Linked DNA regions of Homo sapiens: region 2 is linked to region 1. The links are chromatin loops, found by intact Hi-C in ENCODE. Cell type or tissue: heart right ventricle. All regions are shown on one strand. Links, peaks and the distances in the headings refer to the core of each region. The heading gives the core; the rest is flanking DNA.

What was found. Peaks named below come from ENCODE experiments on the same cell type or tissue, not always from the same donor. Only the 100,000 strongest peaks of a DNase experiment are listed, where the experiment ranks them.
Region 2: a loop joins it to region 1, with 3 times the contacts of the local background. A loop is called at or near these places in 92 of 110 quality-filtered maps.

What each region holds. Positions count from the first base shown.
Region 1 is chr1:205,633,860-205,645,546 of GRCh38, reverse strand. No RefSeq gene overlaps it. Among named protein-coding and RNA genes, the nearest start is that of ELK4, 7.7 kb to the right of the region's middle. In heart right ventricle, for the core only: no CTCF peak of the experiment used is centred there; no DNase peak of the experiment used is centred there; H3K27ac peaks cover 1,250 bases.
Region 2 is chr1:205,585,916-205,592,347 of GRCh38, reverse strand. SLC60A1 (solute carrier family 60 member 1) reads right to left here. Exons shown (of 10, transcript NM_181644.5): 6 at 6,141-6,314; 7 at 61-208. It overlaps LOC124904491 (a long non-coding RNA gene), which reads left to right and starts at 203. Exons shown (of 3, transcript XR_007066823.1): 1 at 203-478. RefSeq lists enhancers at 1-93, 1-352, 173-467, 5,287-6,077. In heart right ventricle, for the core only: CTCF peaks have their summits at 3,303 and 3,505 (motif pointing left); no DNase peak of the experiment used is centred there.

The DNA.
Region 1 (11,687 bases), core at 6,557-9,056:
GCCTCAGCTCTCCCAGCCCCTCAAATCCTGCTTCAGCCATGATGACCTGCTTCCCTCCATTCAAGCAAACTTTGCTCTGTTGAGCCTCAGTGCCTTTGCTGTTGGCTGCATTCTCTTCATGGAGAGCTCTCTGCCTACTGAATTTGTATTTATTCTCCAACACTCAGCTTAAACATTTCTTTCTATGGCCTCTGAAGTTAATCACTCCTGCCTCAGTCTCCTTATAGCATACTGCTACTGTGGTCCTTATGTTCACTGGGCAGAAATTTGTTTGACTTCATCATCTGCTAAGTCTTTCCACATTTATTAAGCAACTACCACGTGCTGGGGCTGCGACACGGTGAAGAGACAGATGCAGTCTTTGTCCTCTTGGATGTCCCCAAGCAGTGAGGGGGCTGGAGATATGCAGAAGCAATTATAGAATGTGTCACAGTGCTGTGATGGGGGTGTGCCTGGAGGGGCCCAGTCTCAGAGGGGCCCTGGGGGATCAGAGAGGGCTTCCTAGGAGAAACGATGCTTGTTTTTTGTTTTTTAAAGACAGAGTCTTGCTCTTTCGCTCAGGCTGGAGTGAAGTGACTCTATCTCAGCTCACTGCAACCTCAGCTCCCCACCCCAGGTTGAAGCATTTCTCCTGCCTCAGCCTCCCCAGTACCTGGGATTATAGGCACGTGCCACCACGCCTGGCTAATTTTTGTATTTTTTTTAGTAGAGATGGGGTTTCACCATGTTGGCCAGACTGGTCTCAAACTTCTGACCTCAGGTGATCTGCCCACCTCGGCCTCCCGAAGTGCTAGGATTACAGGTGTGAGCCACTACGCCCAGCCATGATACTAAATTGATTTCTGAAGCCCAGGCAAGAATTTGCAATCTGGTCCTCCACCAAGATCTTCCAGGGAAAAGCTGCATCTTATTCATTGTTGTGTTGCCCCCACTCTAGCTCTGTGTTTACACATAGTAGGTGCTCATTACATTTGCTTGTTTGTTTAAATGAATTATTGGGCAAACAAAATGAATGGGCAAATGAAAACTGTATTTCTTTTGGGCAAGTGGACAACCTCAGCTTAACGCTCCAGCTTCTAATATCAGGTGGCTGGGCCTAAGATAAAAGTTGTGTTTTACTTTTGCGTATCATGTGGTTTACTGCAGTACTTTTTTTTGACCTTTAGATTCAGTTTAGTAATACTCTATGAATGATGAGTGGTTTCACAGTTTTTCAGATGAGTTTGTGGCTTTTGTTTCAGTGTGCTATAAAAAGAATAATTTTATTTAATTTATGAATATCTAGTAATTTTATAAGTAATATTTTCCTAAAAATCCTTTTAAATTTTCTTTTTCTTCTTTTATTTTTTTGAGACAGAGTTTTCACTCTGTCACCCAGGCTGGAATGCAGTGGTGTGATCTGGGCTCACTGCAATCTCTGCCTCCTGGGTTCAAGCCATTCTCCGGCCTCAGCCTCCCGAATAGCTGGAATTACAGGCATGTACCACCATGCCCAGCTAATTTTTGTATTTTTAGTAGAGATGGGGTTTCACCAAGTTGTTCAGGCTTGTCTCGAACTCCTGACCTGAAGTGATCTGCCTGCCTTGGCCTCCCAAAGTGCTGGGATTATAGGCGTGAGCCACCGCGCTTGGCTTAAAATTTTCTTAATGTTAAAAAAAAAAAAAAAATAGCTGGGCGCAGTGGCTCACGCCTGTAATCCCAGTACTTTGGGAGGCCGAGGCAGGCGGATCACCTGAGGTCAGGAGTTCGACACCAGCCTGGCCAACAATGGTGAAACCCCGTCTCTACTAAAAATACAAAAATTAGCTGGGTGCGGTGGCAGGTGCCTGTTATCCCAGCTACTCAGGGAACTGAGGCAAGAGAATCGCTTGAACTTGGGAGGTGAAGGTTGCAGTGAGCCGAGACCGCACCATTGCACTCCAGCCTGGGCGACAAGAGTGAAACTCCATCTTAAAAAAAAGATGTGAATGGCAGTGGAAAGAAATTGTAGGAATTGTGGGCAGGGGTGTTAGGGGAAGAGATAGAGTCGGAGACCAAGGATGGGCCTTGCCTTTATATCCAGGAGTTCAAAGAACTTGCCTGTCTGATACCTCTCTTGTTCACGACAGGGCCAGGCCTTTTGAGTGGCTGTTACCTACCTCTAAGGGTATGATGATGAATTTTATGTGTCAATTTGACTGGGCCACAGGATGTTTAGATATTTGGTCAAACATTATTCTGGATGTTTTTGGATGGGATGAACATTTAAATCGGTAGACTGAGTAAAGCAGTTTGTCTTCCATAATGTGGGTGGGCCTCATCCAATCAGTAAAGGCCTGAACAGAACAAAACAGATCCTTGCTCTGAGTAAGACAGAATTCCTCTTGCCTGGCTGCATTTAAACTGGGATATTGACTTTTTCCTGCCTGTGGACTTAAAATATTGGCTCTTCCTGGGTCTGTAACTGCTAGCCTTTGGACCGGAACTGTACCACAGGCTCTCCTGGGTCTCTAGCTTGCTGACTTACCCTGCAGATCTTGGGACTTGGGACTTGTCAGCCTTCAATAAGTGTGAGCCAATTCTTTGTAATAAATCTCTTTACACACACACCACACACACACACAAACCCTATTGGTTCTATTTATCTGGAGATCCTAATACAAGGTGACAGTGTTTTGATGGGGGCCCAGGGGTTTGGGAGTGCACAGAGGGCCCCTAGGTTTATTTACTAACACCAAATAAATCATCAATCCTTAGATACCAGAGCTGGGGATCAAAGCACTCTCTCAGTTTACAGATGAGGAAACTGAGGCCCAATGAGGAAGGTTCTTCCCACTGCACAATCCACTAATCTTACCTGTTAGCTGAGGATGGAATCCCCTTAATTGGAGACCATAATTAGAAATAAGACTTAAAATGGGAAAATAATGCACTGACATAAATTCACACGAAAATATAAACAGTTGGATGAATTTTTTTTTTTTCTGAAGAGCAAGGTGCAATGGGGGAAGGCAGGGGTACAGGGTGAATAGACAGATACAGTCCCTATCCTCTCGGAGATCCCTGATCAATGAGTTTCAAAGATGCACAGAAGCAAACTATCCACAGTGAGCATAGTTTGGTTCTTGAAACTGAGCATTCAGGACAATGAGAGATGGGGTACAGGAGGGACAGGGCAGGCCCAAAGACCTTGCCTCCTTGTTACTCTGTTGAGAGCTGGCCCAGACCACTGCAGTCTATGTTACGCTGGGAAACTAATTCAACAGTACACATCCAGAGGGATGAATGGCTAGAGCTGGCCCAATGCTTAATTTCAGTTAGCTGGTAGAAAATTTCTGCAAATAGTCTTCTAGCAGTAGCACTGCATCGCATCTTCTTTACAATGACATTTTTAGGCATGCCACCCCTTTCCTGGTTGTGTTGTGGAAGTGGGGATCAAACCACTCCCTCAGTTTACAGAAAAGGAAACAGGCCCAATGAGGAAGGCTCTTCCCACTGCACAATCCACTAATCTCACCTGCTAGCTGGTGGCAAAGTGGGCAGCAGGGTGTTTGGAGCAGTGAGGCAACTGGCAGCCTATTTTCAAACCTGATGTAAAACTTTTTTTCTTTTTGCTTACATAAAGCTTATGACTGTTCAATCTGGGGTCGATAGCTTGCAACAGAAAACCATGCTGTGCCCAATGTGGCCATTATTGTCATTTTACCTCCTATTTAGAGCAAGGGCAATGGGCAAGATAGTAAAGGTTCTTGAAATCCTCTCACTAGAGGATGGAGATATATTTAGCTTGGCAAAGAGATTCCCAGGAGACTTGAGAGCAGTCTTCAGCTATTGAAAAGGCTGCTCTGAGGAGGAAGGGATGGAGTTGTTCTATGTTCTCCAGAGATCAGAATGGGGCCAGGAGAGGTTACAGGAATACAGGTTTTGGTAGGCAAAGGGTGAAGGGTTCTGCCTTGGAGGTTTTGGAACATGGGCTGGATAAGTGTTTGGTGCAGGGTTGTGAAGGAGATTGAAGCATTAAGGGATGCTTGGGCTACATTATTTTTAAGCACCTTTTAACCTTGAGATTCTCTGATATGAGGCTGTGGACAATGGTCAATTGCCATGAATAGTGGCATCTGAAGAGGTTGAATATGACCATTCATCCAACCAAACGTGTTGGTCTGTTGTGTATAAAGCGCTCTGTTCAACAAGAGATGCTAAGGTCCCCATCCCAAGTACAAACATGGCTGTAATACAAAACAGAATGTTACACAGGCTATAAAGAGGCATATACACCTCTCTTCCTCCTCTCCTAGAATACAGAAGAGATGGTAATAATACACAGTTTGGAGAGCAAGGAAAGCTGTCATGAAAGCGGTGACTATTTCATCATTAATGCATGGTTTAAAAAAAATTAGGCAGAACAGGCTGGGTGCAGTGGCTCATGCCTGTAATCCTAGCACTTTGGGAGGCCGAGGCAGGCGGATCACCTGAGGTCAGGAGTTCAAGACCAGCTTGGCCAACATGGCGAAACCCCGTCTCCACTGAAAATACAAAAATTAGCTGGGCGCAGTGGTGGGCACCTGTAATCCCAGCGACTTGGGAGGCTGAGGTAGATGAATTGCTTGAGCCCAGGAGGCAGAGGTTGCAGTGAGCTGAGATCGTGCCACTGCACACCAGCCGGGGCGACAGAGTGAGACTCTATTAAAAAAAAAATTAGGCAAAACAAACAGGTATGCTATAAAAGTGAGTCTCTAGTATTAATCAGGAAATTCTGACACCTGCTATAACATGGATGGACCTTGAGGACATTTATGCCAAGTAAAATAAACCAGTCACAAAAAGACAAATACTAATGATTCCACTTATATGAGTTTCCTAGAGAAGTCAAATTCATACAGTGCTATAAATGATTACTTATCAGTCTATTACCCTTAACTGAAAATGTCTTGTTGTTCTCTTTTTTTTTTTTTTTTTGAGTCAGGGTCTCACTCTGTCACCCAGGCTGGAGTGCAGTGGTACTATCATAGCTCACTGCAGCCTCTACCTCCTGAGCTCAGGTGATCCTCTTACCTCAGCCTCTCAAGTAGCTGGGACTACGGTCACATGCCACCATGCCCAGCTAAGTTTTGTATTTAATAGAAAGGGGGTTTTGCCATGTTGCCCAGGCTGGTCTCAAACTCCTGGGCTCAACTGATCTGCCCACCTCGGCCTCCCAAAGTGTTGGGATTACCAGCATGAGCCATTGTGCCTGGCCCTGAAAGCATCTTATATTCCTCTTTCTTAGCACAGTGCCTGGTGTATGGCAGGAACTCACAAAATATTTGTTAAATAAATAGGAACATTCCCACAGGAAGAACAATCACATCTAATGGGGTAGAGGTGGGAGGTGGTCAGGGGAAGCAGGGAAGAAATAACATTTGAGAGCTGAGTCTTCCTTGAAGTGGGAATTAATCATTCAAAATTTACTAAGTCCCTATTTTATGCCAGGCATTGGGCAAGGACCCATTGGATATACAGAGATGACTGACACAGCATTTAGTTTTTCAGAATCTCATCGGATAGAGGAGACAATCCAGGCTGAGAGCACTATATAAACAAAAGGCTGGAGTCCTGAAAATGCTTTATGTGTTTGCAGGGGATATAGTTTATGAAGGAGGGGATTAGGCTTAAAAAGAGCTAGACAGTGAAAGGTGAAAGTAGGGAACAGTGGAAGGTGATATGGCCTTTAAACTTTGCTGCTTACAGGTCTTTCAGGTTACAGTTTGAACTTGATCCTGGAAGCAGCAGAGAAATCAATCACTGGCTACTCTTAAAACAGCTGAGTGACACAATCAAATGTGTACTTCAGAAATTTTCCATGTGGCAATGTGGAGGATGGGCTGGATTGCCTTGTTATTGGGAGACAAATTAGAAGGCTACTGCAATAGTCCTAGCAAGAGATGATGACAGGCTGGGCACGGTGGCTGACACCTGTAATCCCAACACTTTGGGAAGCTAAGGTGGGTAAATTGCTTGAGGCCAGGAGTTCAAGACCAGCCTGGCCAACATGGTGAAACCCTGTCTCTACCAAAAAAAAAAAAAAAGCAAAAATTAGCTGGGAGTGGTGGCACACACCTGTAATCCCAGCTACTTGGAGGCTGAGGCATGAGACTCACTTGAACCTGGGAGGCGGAGGTTGCAGTGAGCCAGGATAGCACCACTGCACTCCAGCCTGGGCAAAAAAAGCAAGACTCTGTCTCAACAAAAAAAAAAAAGAGAGAGAGATGATGATGAGAGCCTTGGGGACAGGCATGAGGAACAGATTAATGTGAGATATTCTAGAGGTACATGCATCAGGCCATGGTGACCAATTGTCTGTGGAGGGTGAGGCAGAAGGAATTGTTGAGGATGACTGAGGTGTCTGGGTAACGCTTTCAACTGAAACTGGGAAAGGGGATCAACTGAAACTGGGAAAGGGTTTGGTGTGGCAGGTATAAGTAATGAGTTCAAGTTGTATATTCTGAGATGGAAGTGTCATGAGGACATTCAGGTGGAGAAATCCTGTAGGACACTGGAAACGGATCCAGAGTTCACAGAAGACAGGATAAAGGTTAGGGCTCATTAGCATCTGGGTGATGAACGAAGGCTTGGAGAGAATGGGGTCCCTTATGGGGAGTGTGTTGAAGGACAACAGGCCGAAGATAGAAACCTGAAGCAAGGACAGAACTTTCTTTCAGAGCTGGTAGAAGAGAAGTCCCAAAAGAGAGACAAAAACTGGTTAGGGAGATAGAAGAATCACAGAGGCCAAGAGAAGAGAGTGTTTCCGAGAGGGTGCCAGGAAGGGACAGCTAAGTCTGCTCTGGAGGTCAGGGATGTGTACCTAAGGAGGCAACATCTAAACTGGTCTTGAGGAACAGCCGAAGATGGCGAACGGGACAGTTCCTGAAAAGGGAATGTGAGATTTGGCAATCAGGATAGCTGTAGCCTTTACTACGGAAAAGTCAGTGGTGGAGACAGCAGACAGATTCAGCGGGCTGAAGAGTAAGCAGAAGGTGAGGATGGGTAGGCAGGAGATAGAAACCATTATTTTTTGAAGTTTGATACTAAAGAGAAGGAAAGGCTAATACTTGAAGGGGGAAGTTTTCTAAATGGGTGGGACTTGAGCATGTTTACTAGCAGAAGGAGAGGGAGGTGAGAGGCCGAACGTAAGAGAGGCAGTAGTGGGTGAAGCAAAGGCCGTGGAGAGGCAGACGAAACGGACTCCAGCGCAAGCCACGCTGCAAATCTCTATGCCAGGCAGTTTGTGCCTCTGAGCTCTGCCATGCCATTCCCTTTTCCTGGATGATCTCTTCAATAAACCTTTACTGAGCCACTCCTGGGGCAGGGATTATTCTGCAACTGTGCTGCAAAGGTAAACAACCTGGGCTCTCTTCTCCAGAACTCATTTCCAACACTTGAAGAGACAAGTAAGAAACTTCAAGTCAGTGTGGAGAGTGCTGCAAGGACCAGTACTGGACATGATGGGAGACACTGGAAAGTCCCAAACCTAGTTTAGGGTGTTAGGGGACTTCCTGGAATCGGGGACATCTAAGCTGAGCCCTAAAGTAGGAGACAGTCAGATGGGAGAGAGTAAAGAAGAAGACATTTCAGGCCAAATGCCTGAATACCATACCCTGGAGTGGTCAGGTTGGTTCTCTGGTGGGAACACGAAGATTCTCCTGATCTTCTCCTCCCTACTCTCAACACTCTCAACATTCGTAGTTTTTACCTCCACTAAATACTCTTTCCTATATTATAGTGATGTTACCCCTTTATCTACTGGAAACTTCTGAAGAGAAGAGACTGGTCTTATTTTTGAATCTCCTAAAGTATCCAGCACAGAGCTCAGCACACGGTTAATGCTTTAAAAATATTTTTTGATAAGAAATCTCAGGCCTAAGAATCCCTATCATGGCTAATAAATTCTCAGAGGGCCATTGGTAGGATTAAGATATAGAGATTAAAAAGGGAAAGAAAAAAGTATGCATAGGAAGAAAAAAGGGTCAGGGAACAAGAGAGAGACAGAGAGAGAGCTGGGAAAGAGGGTGGGGAAGAAGCAAAGAGACAGATAAAGTGTACACACAGTGGGGAGGGATCCACTTACAAACCAAATCTAGCCAGAATTCTTTGCTCCATGAAACCTTGTCTTTGGATATTTTCCATCATGGGGAGAACTCCTTATTCTCCCTCTGCTTTAGGGGTCTCCCACTGGAATCTGATTCATAGATAAATTTGGTAAGTTGCAGGCATCACAACTCCATCTTCTGAGAAGCAGGGAGAAGCTGAGAGAGGGAAAGAAGGGGAAAAAAAGCCTACAAAACCAGCAAGTTTCCCACTTTACAGAGTGAGCCTAGACAGAACTTGAATTTTCTTCCCTTGAGAGTTAGGAGGAAAGCTGGTAGCTGTGTCACACTCCTGAGTTGTGTACACGACTCACAAGCCAAATTTTCTAGCACAGCAGAACAATTTTGTTTTGCTGCTGGATATATAAAGCAAGGAAAAAAAAAAGATGGCATTCCATCTTTTTGAATTAGCACCAAGTCTTTCAAACTCCACCCTTTCCAGGAAATGTTCTTTAATGCAGTGGGAGGTGGTAATTTTACTCTCTCCAAACCCTCATTTTACTTCCCTCACAACACAAAACCCTGCTCAGAGCTGCACTTATATCTTCGTTTGTCAGCCTGACTGCCTCTCCCATCATTTCTGAATCCTTAGCTGAATTCTTTGTTCATGTCAACGGGATAGCAAAAGAATTCTGAAAATGCTGGAAGTCGTGGACAGCAATGATGGTCGCTGAGGGTGTCAGTGTTGCCAATTCAAGACTCAGAATTCCTAGAAGAGCAAATGCTCTTTGAGTTTCTTCTGTAATAACAGCATAGTATCATATATTGGTGCTTCCTTAATTAACTTTAATTGAAGAAGTTTTTTTTCCAGACAGTGATTATAAAATACACCAGAGAGGAAAAATTATTTTGGCTTAAAATTCAGAGCAATATGTATTCTGCAAGGAGCTGGTCCAAACACCAGAATCTTAAACAATTATACAAAAGGCAGATTTCATGAGCTTTTATCAATTAAGGAACACCTTTTCCAAAGGTGGCTCACGCCTGTAATCCCAACACTTTGGGAGGTCAAGGTGGGCAGATCACCTGAGGTCAGGAGTTTGAGACCAGCCTGGCCAACATGGCGAAACCCCGTCTCTACTAAATACACAAAGATTAGCAAGGCATGGTGGCACACGCCTGTAATCCCAGCTACTCAGGTGCCTGAGGCAGGAGAATCGCTTGAACCCGGCAGGCAGAGGTTGCAGTAAGTCGAGATCCCATCACTGCACTCCAGCCTGGGTGACAGAGTGAGATTTTGTCTCAAAAAAAAATTGATATATTCTCTCTTCTTTCTCTATTACATATTCCATATCAATTTTTATAAGTCTAGAAATAATACATTTATCAAAGACCAATAAAATTACTTGAGGTTAAAAATATTAAAAGAAAATAAGTAGACTGGGTGTAGAGATCAAGAATGAAAATTATATGAAGCTATTTTCTGACCTGTGTTTGTGACAGGTCATCAAACATATTAGACAGTTGCTATGCCTCAGGCGGTAATTGCAATAACTCATGTCTCGTCATGTCCTCTCTGAAAAAACAATGTATTGTGTGGAGATTACAGCTAGTCCTGAAAGATGTTGCCATGAGTTTACTTCACAGTCTAGAGGCCACAAGTACCTTGTTCAATGACCTTCAGATTGGGTTTTCTCCGGACCCTTAATACCCTCTGATTAAAAGCCTTATTATTGGGGATGAAACGTTTACTGGTTATATTTGGTAAAGTTTAGGACCTTAACAGGTAGTAGGGGTTGCCAGTGCTGCCAGATTCAATATACAGCTAGCCAGAGTTTTCTTTTCAAAGATAACTTTACCTCTATCTAAGATCTCAGTCCACACAAATATAACAGCAATAGGGCTATTTACCAAGAGTTCAAAGCATCATTTGATCAACCGCTTTTTTTTTTTTTTTTTTTTTGAGACGCAGTTTCGCTCCTGTCACCCAGGCTGGAGTGCAGTGGCACGGTATCAGCTCACTGAAACCCTCACCTCCCGGGTTCAAGCCATTCTCCTGCCTCAGCCTCCTGAGTAGCTGGGATTACAGGTGCCTGCCACCACACCTGGCTAATTTTTTTGGTATTTTAACAGAGATGGGGTTTCACCATGTTGGCCAGGCTGGTCTTGAACTCCTGACCTCAGGTGATCTACCTGCCTCAGCCCCCCAAAGTGCTGGGATTACAGGTGTGAGCCACCACAACCAGCCTACTGCCTTTTTCTTTTAGTCTATCCATTACAGACATGAAGTGAAAGGTATGTCTCTTTTATTTCTAAAGATGTTGAAAGTGAAACCCAGAAAGGGTAAGTCGCAAGGATTTTCTCAGGAGGTTCAAGTTTTGAGTTTAGGGAGACCCAAAGGCTAGAACCCAGATATCCCAGATTTTTATTCTTTCTTCTCAGTCATGTTGCAATTTGCTCCACACTTGTCCCCACCTGGGGTTGTGGGTGCTGTCTTTGACTTAAAAGATATCTCTTCTTAATGTCACGTGCTACAGGATATTGCTTGAAAGACGTAACAGGCAACTGGATGGCTCCATGCTTGCTTAGTCAGTCAAAAATCCGTGAAACACTTCTTTAGGAAAAAGGGATAGTGACTGGGAGTAATGATGAAGCAGTGAAATAAAGAGAGGGAAGAGGAAGTTGCCTTGAGAAGTAATGATCATAACTAGGTGTTATTGGGATAGGAAATGTAATTAAATTAGGGGCAAGGGGTTGCAGAGCTGAGTTAACTGCAGTGATTAAGAAAAAAAATCTAGGCCAGGCCCGGTGGCTCACATCTGTAATCCCAACACTTTGGGAGGCCAAGGCAGGCGGATCACGAGGTTAGGAGTTTGAGACCAGCCTGGCCAACACGGTGAAACCCCGTCTCTACTAAAAATACCAAAATTAGCTGGGCGTGGTGGTGCACACTTATAGTCCCAGCTACTCAGGAGGCTGAGGCAGAAGAATCGCTTGAACCCGGGAAGCGGAGGTTGCAGTGAGCCGAGATTGTGCCACTGTAACTCTAGCATGGGTGACTGTGTGAGATTCTGTCTCAAAAAAAAAAACAAAAAACAAAAAACAAAAAACAAAATCTAGGGCAGGCCAGGTAGAAAATACATATTTAAACATTTTAAGCCAGGCGTGATGGGTCACGCCTGTAATCCCAGCACTTTGGGAGGCCGAGGCGGGCGGATCACCTGAGGTCAGGAGTTCGAGACCAGCCTGACCAACACGGAGAAACTCCATTTCTACTAAAAATACAAAAAAATTTAGCCGGGCATGGTGGCGCATGCCTGTAATCCCACCTACTTGGGAGGCTGAGGAAGGAGGCTCGCTTGAACCCGGGAGGCGGAGGTTGCGGTGAGCCGAGATTGCGCCATTGCACTCCAGCCTGGGCAAGAAGAGCGAAACTCTGTCTCAAAAAAATAAATAAACATTGTAATAAAATCTACAAATTTTCTTTGGGATGGCTCTGAGTAACTAAGGCTAAGATCAGGAATCCATCTATCTGGTGGGAAAGTGACCAAACAAGATAACGAAAAAGCAGTCTTTTTGGTTGACCAACGTAACTACCATGGAGTTTGCACAAACAGAACCATCTGTTGTGTGAGGAACCAT
Region 2 (6,432 bases), core at 2,196-4,695, 49 kb after region 1:
AGCGAGGCGGCGGCGCCCAGCTAGATAGAGCGCGCCTCCTGGCTCGGGCCCGGCCCTCACCTTTGTACTGCAGCGAGTCCTCCGTGTAGGCCAGCATGCTGGGGAAGGTGCTGCTGAGAAACAGGCCCAGGCTTGCCGTCCCCACGAACAGGAAGACGACGTTGTAGGAGAAAATAAGCAGCACCAGGAACGTCACCACCACGCCAACCTGTCGCGGCAGAGGTGGAGGCGGTTAGGAATTGCGAAAAGCTGAGCATCGGTGGTGAGGAACCGCCAGGAGTCGGCGTCTCCTGGCTTGGCGTTTCCTCTCTAGCCCAAGGAGCCCAGCTGTGTGACCCGCGCGCCACCCCGTGGACCAGGCGGGAACCGCAGTGTTCCGGGGACCGTTCTGACATCTGGAAGGAAGCGTGGAAAGGAGACCCCCGCCTAGACATCTTCCCACCTAGACATCTCCCCTAACAGCTACGGTACACGCTGCGTAAGCATTTGGGGACTGAGGACTACCTGTCCCCAAGGTCTTATCTGTAACCGCGGGAACTCCACCCAAGCCAATTTCATCAGCTCTCTCTGCCCTGCCAGCCCTGGGGGTAGGAGAGTCTCTGTTTCTTTGTGAGAAGCTGCTTCTCTTCTCCTGAAAGCCAAGAGTGCACAGACAGGAAGCCATCAGATAGCAGGGGAAGAGGGGTGGTGGCAGCAGGGTCCCATCCTCTGGGAATCCTAGCCAGCCACCCAGGGAGAGGGTCAGTGGCTGTGGCAGTCAGCTTGGCACCCTCAGATTTGGCTCAGATTCCCATGGGCAGATGCTAACCTATGGTTGGAGACCCAGAAATCTTTCTTTTCTTTCCTTTTTTTTTTTTTTTTTTTGAGAGACAGGGTCTCACTCTGTTGCCCAAATTGGAGTGCAGTGGTGCAATCTCAGCTCACTGCAGCCTCGACCTACAGGGCTCAAGCGTTCCTCCCACCTCAGCCTCCTGAGTAGCTGGGACCTCAGGCATGTGCCACCACGCCTGCTAATTTTCTGTATTTTTAGTCGAGAAAGGGTTCGCCATGTTGCCCAGGCTGGTCTTGAACTTCTGGGCTCAAGCAATCCATCTGCCTCAGCTTCCCAAACTGTTGGGATTACAGGCATGAGCCCCCACGCCCAGCCAAATCTTTCTAGTTCAGTAAAGGTCTCTGTCATACAGGCATGTTTTTGTTAATATAACCATATTTCTAAGTTCTTTAAACACGTTTTTATGTCTGCATTGAGTCACTTCTGTGCAAGATGTATCTGGGAATAAACCCAGGCAGCACAAGATTTGGGGTCAGAAGACCCAGGTGGAAGTCCCGATGTGTTTTTTACCAGCTGTGGAACCCAGAAGTAGCTGATTGCTCTGATTCTTAACTTCCTAATCTGCAAAATAGGAATAGTTACAAAAGCCACACTAAAGAGTGGTGGTGAAATAATACAGATGAAGGGGCTCTGTAAACTGTGGTGCTTCAGACAAATATGAGTCCTAGTGTTTCTCTGTGGGCTTTTCTTAGACGTCTCAGGAGATAAGGATCTTCTATAGCAGCCTATGGCTTTGAGGTAAAAATCTCCTGGATGAAGACATCTGTTTCTTTAAAAAGTAAGTACAGACTATAGAGCTAGGCAAGAAATCTCATCCAGCTCCCAACCCCTCCACTTCTGGGCATGCAGAAAGGAAAGACTTTCAGGGTTGGGAGCCGATCCTGGGAGAGTTGCTCCAATTGGAAAATCAAAGCCGGTGCTCCTAATCCTTGAGGCCTTTACGCTCCTCTAGCAGCCCTTCCGTCTCTGCCACAGGATCTGTTAGGTGGAAGGTGGTCTCGAGGCTCAGAGGCCTTACCCAGACAGACTTCCTTCCCTGGGGAGGGATCAGCCACAAAACAGTGGCCGAAGGAGAGAAACACATTCCCTTCAGAATGGAAATGGAAAGACAAAAGACTTCTTTCATGCAGTAAAAATATGAAAGTCATAGCATAACTATGGTTCCAAAGGTCATGTCTTTCTTTGGCACAGAACATGGTCCCTGAGATCCATTTGTTCTTGCTTTCCCCTCTGTTCACTCTCTCAATGTTGGGGTGGCCCAGGATTCTCTTCTGGCTCTTCCATGTCCGCAGTGCCCTGCTCCACGTTTCACCTGCCTCTACAGCAGGCATGCTTGTATCTATCCCTCTAGCCATGAGCTGTGTCCAGGACTCCGGACTTGCACCTAAAGCTGCCCCTTGGATATAGTCAGTCCCTGGATGACTAACCATGTGGCCCAAACTAGACTCTTAATTTCCTCTGCCAATCCTACTCCTGCACACATCAAGTGAGGGCATCCCAGTCATGCAGTTGCTCAAGTCCTGTGTCTAAGGTCCTTGATTCCTCCTTTCCTTACCTCCCACACCTGGGTCAGCAACAAGTCCTGTCCACACCATCTCAAAAAACATGTTCGATCCTTGTACTGCTCCAGATCCATCCAGACCACCCCATCCCAGCCACCTCCCTCTTGCGCCTGGACTACAATAACAGACAGTCTGTGTTTGACTCTTGCCAGCTACAGTCTGTTCTTCCACACTGGAGTGCACTTTTAAAATGCAGTGCAAGTGGCTGGAGATGGTGGCTCCTGTCTAGTTCTACCACTTTGGTAGGCTGAGGCAGGAAGGATCGCTTGGGCCCAGGAGTTCAAGACCAGCCTGGGCAACATAGTGAGACCCTGTCTCTCTAAAAAAAACAATAATAAATTTTAAAAATGCAATGCAAGCTATGTTAGATGGAAATGTGAAACATCACGGGGCACCTGTATAAGTGTCGTTTACTTCATAGCATGAATAAATGTATCTGTGAGATGCAAAAAAATAAAAAGAAAAAAGAAAATGCAACGCAGACCTGCTTAAAACCTATTGGCTTCCTGCCCACTTAGAATAAAATTCAAAGCCCACCTTACAAAACCCTGAGGATGTAGCCCCTGTTTACTTCCCCATCCTCATCTTTTTCTGCTCCCGATCCCCCACCCTGCCTACCGTGCTCCCCCCAAGTTAGCCTCCTAGCCCCTAACCCAGGCCTTTGAACACGGGCCTTTGAACTTCAGCCAGGCCTGCTCACCTCCTGCCTTCAGGGGCTGGCACCTTCTTAATATTCAGTGTTCAACTTAGGAGCCTGGGACAGATGCCGGGGTTTGGAAGCCGCCACTCCTGCTCCTCTTCTTCCACCTGGCTACCCCATGTACAAACCACATGCATTTCCAGCCATGCCTCAAAGACCGTCACCCTGAAAATCCCTAAATTTGGGGAAGTTTGAAAGACACCCGAGTCTTATTTTAGCCTTGGTGATAGAAGACTAACCAGGACGAACTATCAGCTCCACCAACTCTCTTCCCACGCAGTGTGGCCCCTGCCTCAGCCAGTGACTCAGTCTGGTACTGAGCCTGCATCCCCACTGCCTACACCCTCACCCTCCATCTGTGCTGGGGCACACTGCCCTCCTCTGGCCGGCCGTAAGCTCCCTGGAAGCAAGAACCTTGTCTTCCAGAACTTGGCGGCCTGCAGTTTGCAGCAGGGCTTTGCACATAGCACAAACATACTAAGTCAGGAAGTAGCTGTTGAGCTCCAGGAGAATGCTGAGAACAGGGTGGCCATTAATTTAACCTAGAGAGGAATACTCGGAAGTAGTCACAGTGAATATGACACAGGCACTTCACATCTACACAGGAGAGGCTTGCTCAGGGCCACTCAGCTGCAGTTCCCAAACAGGGTGCCCACAAAAGCAGCTGGAAAGCTTCCAAAACAACCCAGAGGCCCAGGCTCTTCTCCATACCTCCTAAATTAGAATCTCTGGGGTAGGGGTCCATGATCCTATTTTCTCTTTCTTTTTTTTTTTTTTTTTTTTTGATTTGAAGTCTTGCTCTGTCTCTCAGGCTGGAGGGCAGTGGCACCATTTCAGCTCACTGCAACCTCTGCCTGCTAGGTTCAAGTGATTCTCCTGCCTCAGCCTCCTGAGTAGTTGGGATTACAGGCAGGCGCCACCACGCCCGGCTAATTTTTGTATTTTTAGTAGAGATGGGGTATCACCATGTTGGTCAGGCTGGTCTCGAACTCCTGACCTCATGATCCACCCGCCTCGGCCTCCCAAAGTTCTGGGATTACAGGTGTGAGCCACCGCGCCTGGCCTTTTCATGATCCTATTTTCAAAAAGCAGCTCCAGTGAATCTAATGTATTTGGGAGTCACTTGTTCTAGGACAGTGTTTTCCTGAGCTTGCTGGATGATGTAATTCCCCTGGGGTATTTGTTTAATTTATAGATTGCTATGCCTCCTCCTGGACATTCGGATTCACTCAGTCTGGGTTGGGCCCAGGAACCTGATTTTCCTTTTTAAAACCCAGCACTCCAGGTGAGTGTCTATGGGCAATGCCTAACATATGTGGATGCTTCAGACCTTTATTTTCCCAAACCCAGATTTCCACCCACTCTCCTCTGTCTTAGCAATTGGCCTTGTGTCTGACCTAGACAGGGAAGCCAGGGCTGGCCCCATGTCTGTGCCCTTCCTCTTCTGGAACCTTTCCCCTTTGACATCGTTTCGCCCCAACTCCATGGACAGGGGCCTTCCTCCTTGCTGAGCTTAGAGCCTCCTCCACTCCCGCTCTCCATCCCACCTCCCCTCTGTCAGGGCCTTCCTCACTCGGTTACTCTCTCACAATGGTATTTTCACAGACTCCTCCTCCTAATAGGTGTCCTCCCTTTATCCTCTACTATAAGCAGGCCCATACCACCCTGAGTCCTGCAGAACACAACTCCCTTCAACTCAAAAATATTTACAAAGAGAAATGCAAATTCCTCCACTGCTCATCTCCCTCTCACCCTCAACCTCTTGCGTTTGGGTTTATCACCTACCTCCCATCTACATTGAACTGAAATTTCTTTCTTGGGGGTCAACTGGCACGAGGTCAAATCCAAAGGCCTTTCTTGGGGATCATGATCTTTGTCTCTGAAACTGCAACCTTATGTCCAAACCCGCTCTCTGCTAGAAATTCAACCAAGGAAATGCTTTCTTACCTGGACTTAGTACCCTCATTGGGCTACTTGGAAAGGTAGTGAGTTGCAGTTACTAGAGGTGTTTAAGCAGACAGTGAACCCCTTGGAAGGGATGTTATAGATAGAGGTGGCTCAAGCCTGATGGGAGGTTGGACTAGACAATTTGGCAGAAGTCTGTAATGTGGACCCCTGTGTCATGGATGGTGACCTGGATGGACACACCAAGGCAAGGGTCTTAACCCACTGCTCAGGCCCAGACCTCCTGCCTCCTAGGCAGATCAGTTCCTTGAAGGTCATCCTCCATGTCCTGCCTACTTAAGAATCACCTAGCGCTAGGCAGAGTGGCTTACTCCTGTAATCCCAGCACTTTGGGAGGCCGAGGCGGGTGGATCATTAAGAGGTCAGGAGTTCAAGACCAGCCTGGCCAACGTGGTGAAACCCCATCACCATTAAAAATACAAAAATTAGCCAGGCATGGTGGTAGGCACCTGTCATCCCAGTTACTTGGGAGGCTGAGGCAGGAGAATCACTTGAACCTGGGAGACAGAGGTTGCAGTGAGCTGAGATCACACCACTGTGCTCCATCCTGGGTGACAAAGGGAGACCCTATCTCAAAAAAAAAAAAAAAGAGTCACCTAGGAGAGCTACCAAATGCAAATCCCCAGGCCCCAGCCCAGAGGCAGTGATTCCGACGGTTGTGGGATCCCTGGCCTCCACAGCTTTCCACTGACTGGAGGGCTCTGAGCAGCTGGGCACCAAGGTAAACACAGGAGGACCAGGGCCAGCACTGGCTTTCCTCACGCTCATAGCCAGTTGTTGGCTGGGATGGGCTCCACACACTGCAGCCAGCACCTCCTACAGACCTTTCCTTTTATGTTTTAAGGGTATAAGATCAGCAGCCCAGAGAGGGGAAGGGACTTTTCATGGTCACCCAGGTAGGCTCCACCTCCCAGGCTCCCACCCCTTCCTCGTCATCCTCTCTCTCCTCTCTTCCCTCTACTCCTGAGTTCCCATCCTGCTGGCAGAATGTAGGCCTGGGCAAACGTCCTGGGGTAGGGCCAGGAGGAGGCGGCTTCTCCTGGGTCTCTCAGAAGAGAGAGGAGGCTATTCAGCTGCTTACCACGTTGATGAAAACCATGGTGGCCGGCTTCATTCTTGAGGATATGGGAATGGAGAGGAGCCGGCCCAGTGTGATGAAGCCCCAGAAGAGGCTGGGGAGGTAGCCAGCCACCTTGTGTCCCACAGACAGGGGCTTCTCCACAGCATAGCTGTACACGAAGGCGGAATAGGCACCCTGTGGAGAGACCGGGCGCTGTTGAGCACACCTGCAGCCCAGCCAGACAATGACCCTCACAAAGGGAGCCCAGGCTGGGCAGGTGTGGGGAGGGCAGAGGGAGGACTGCCTGTTCCCA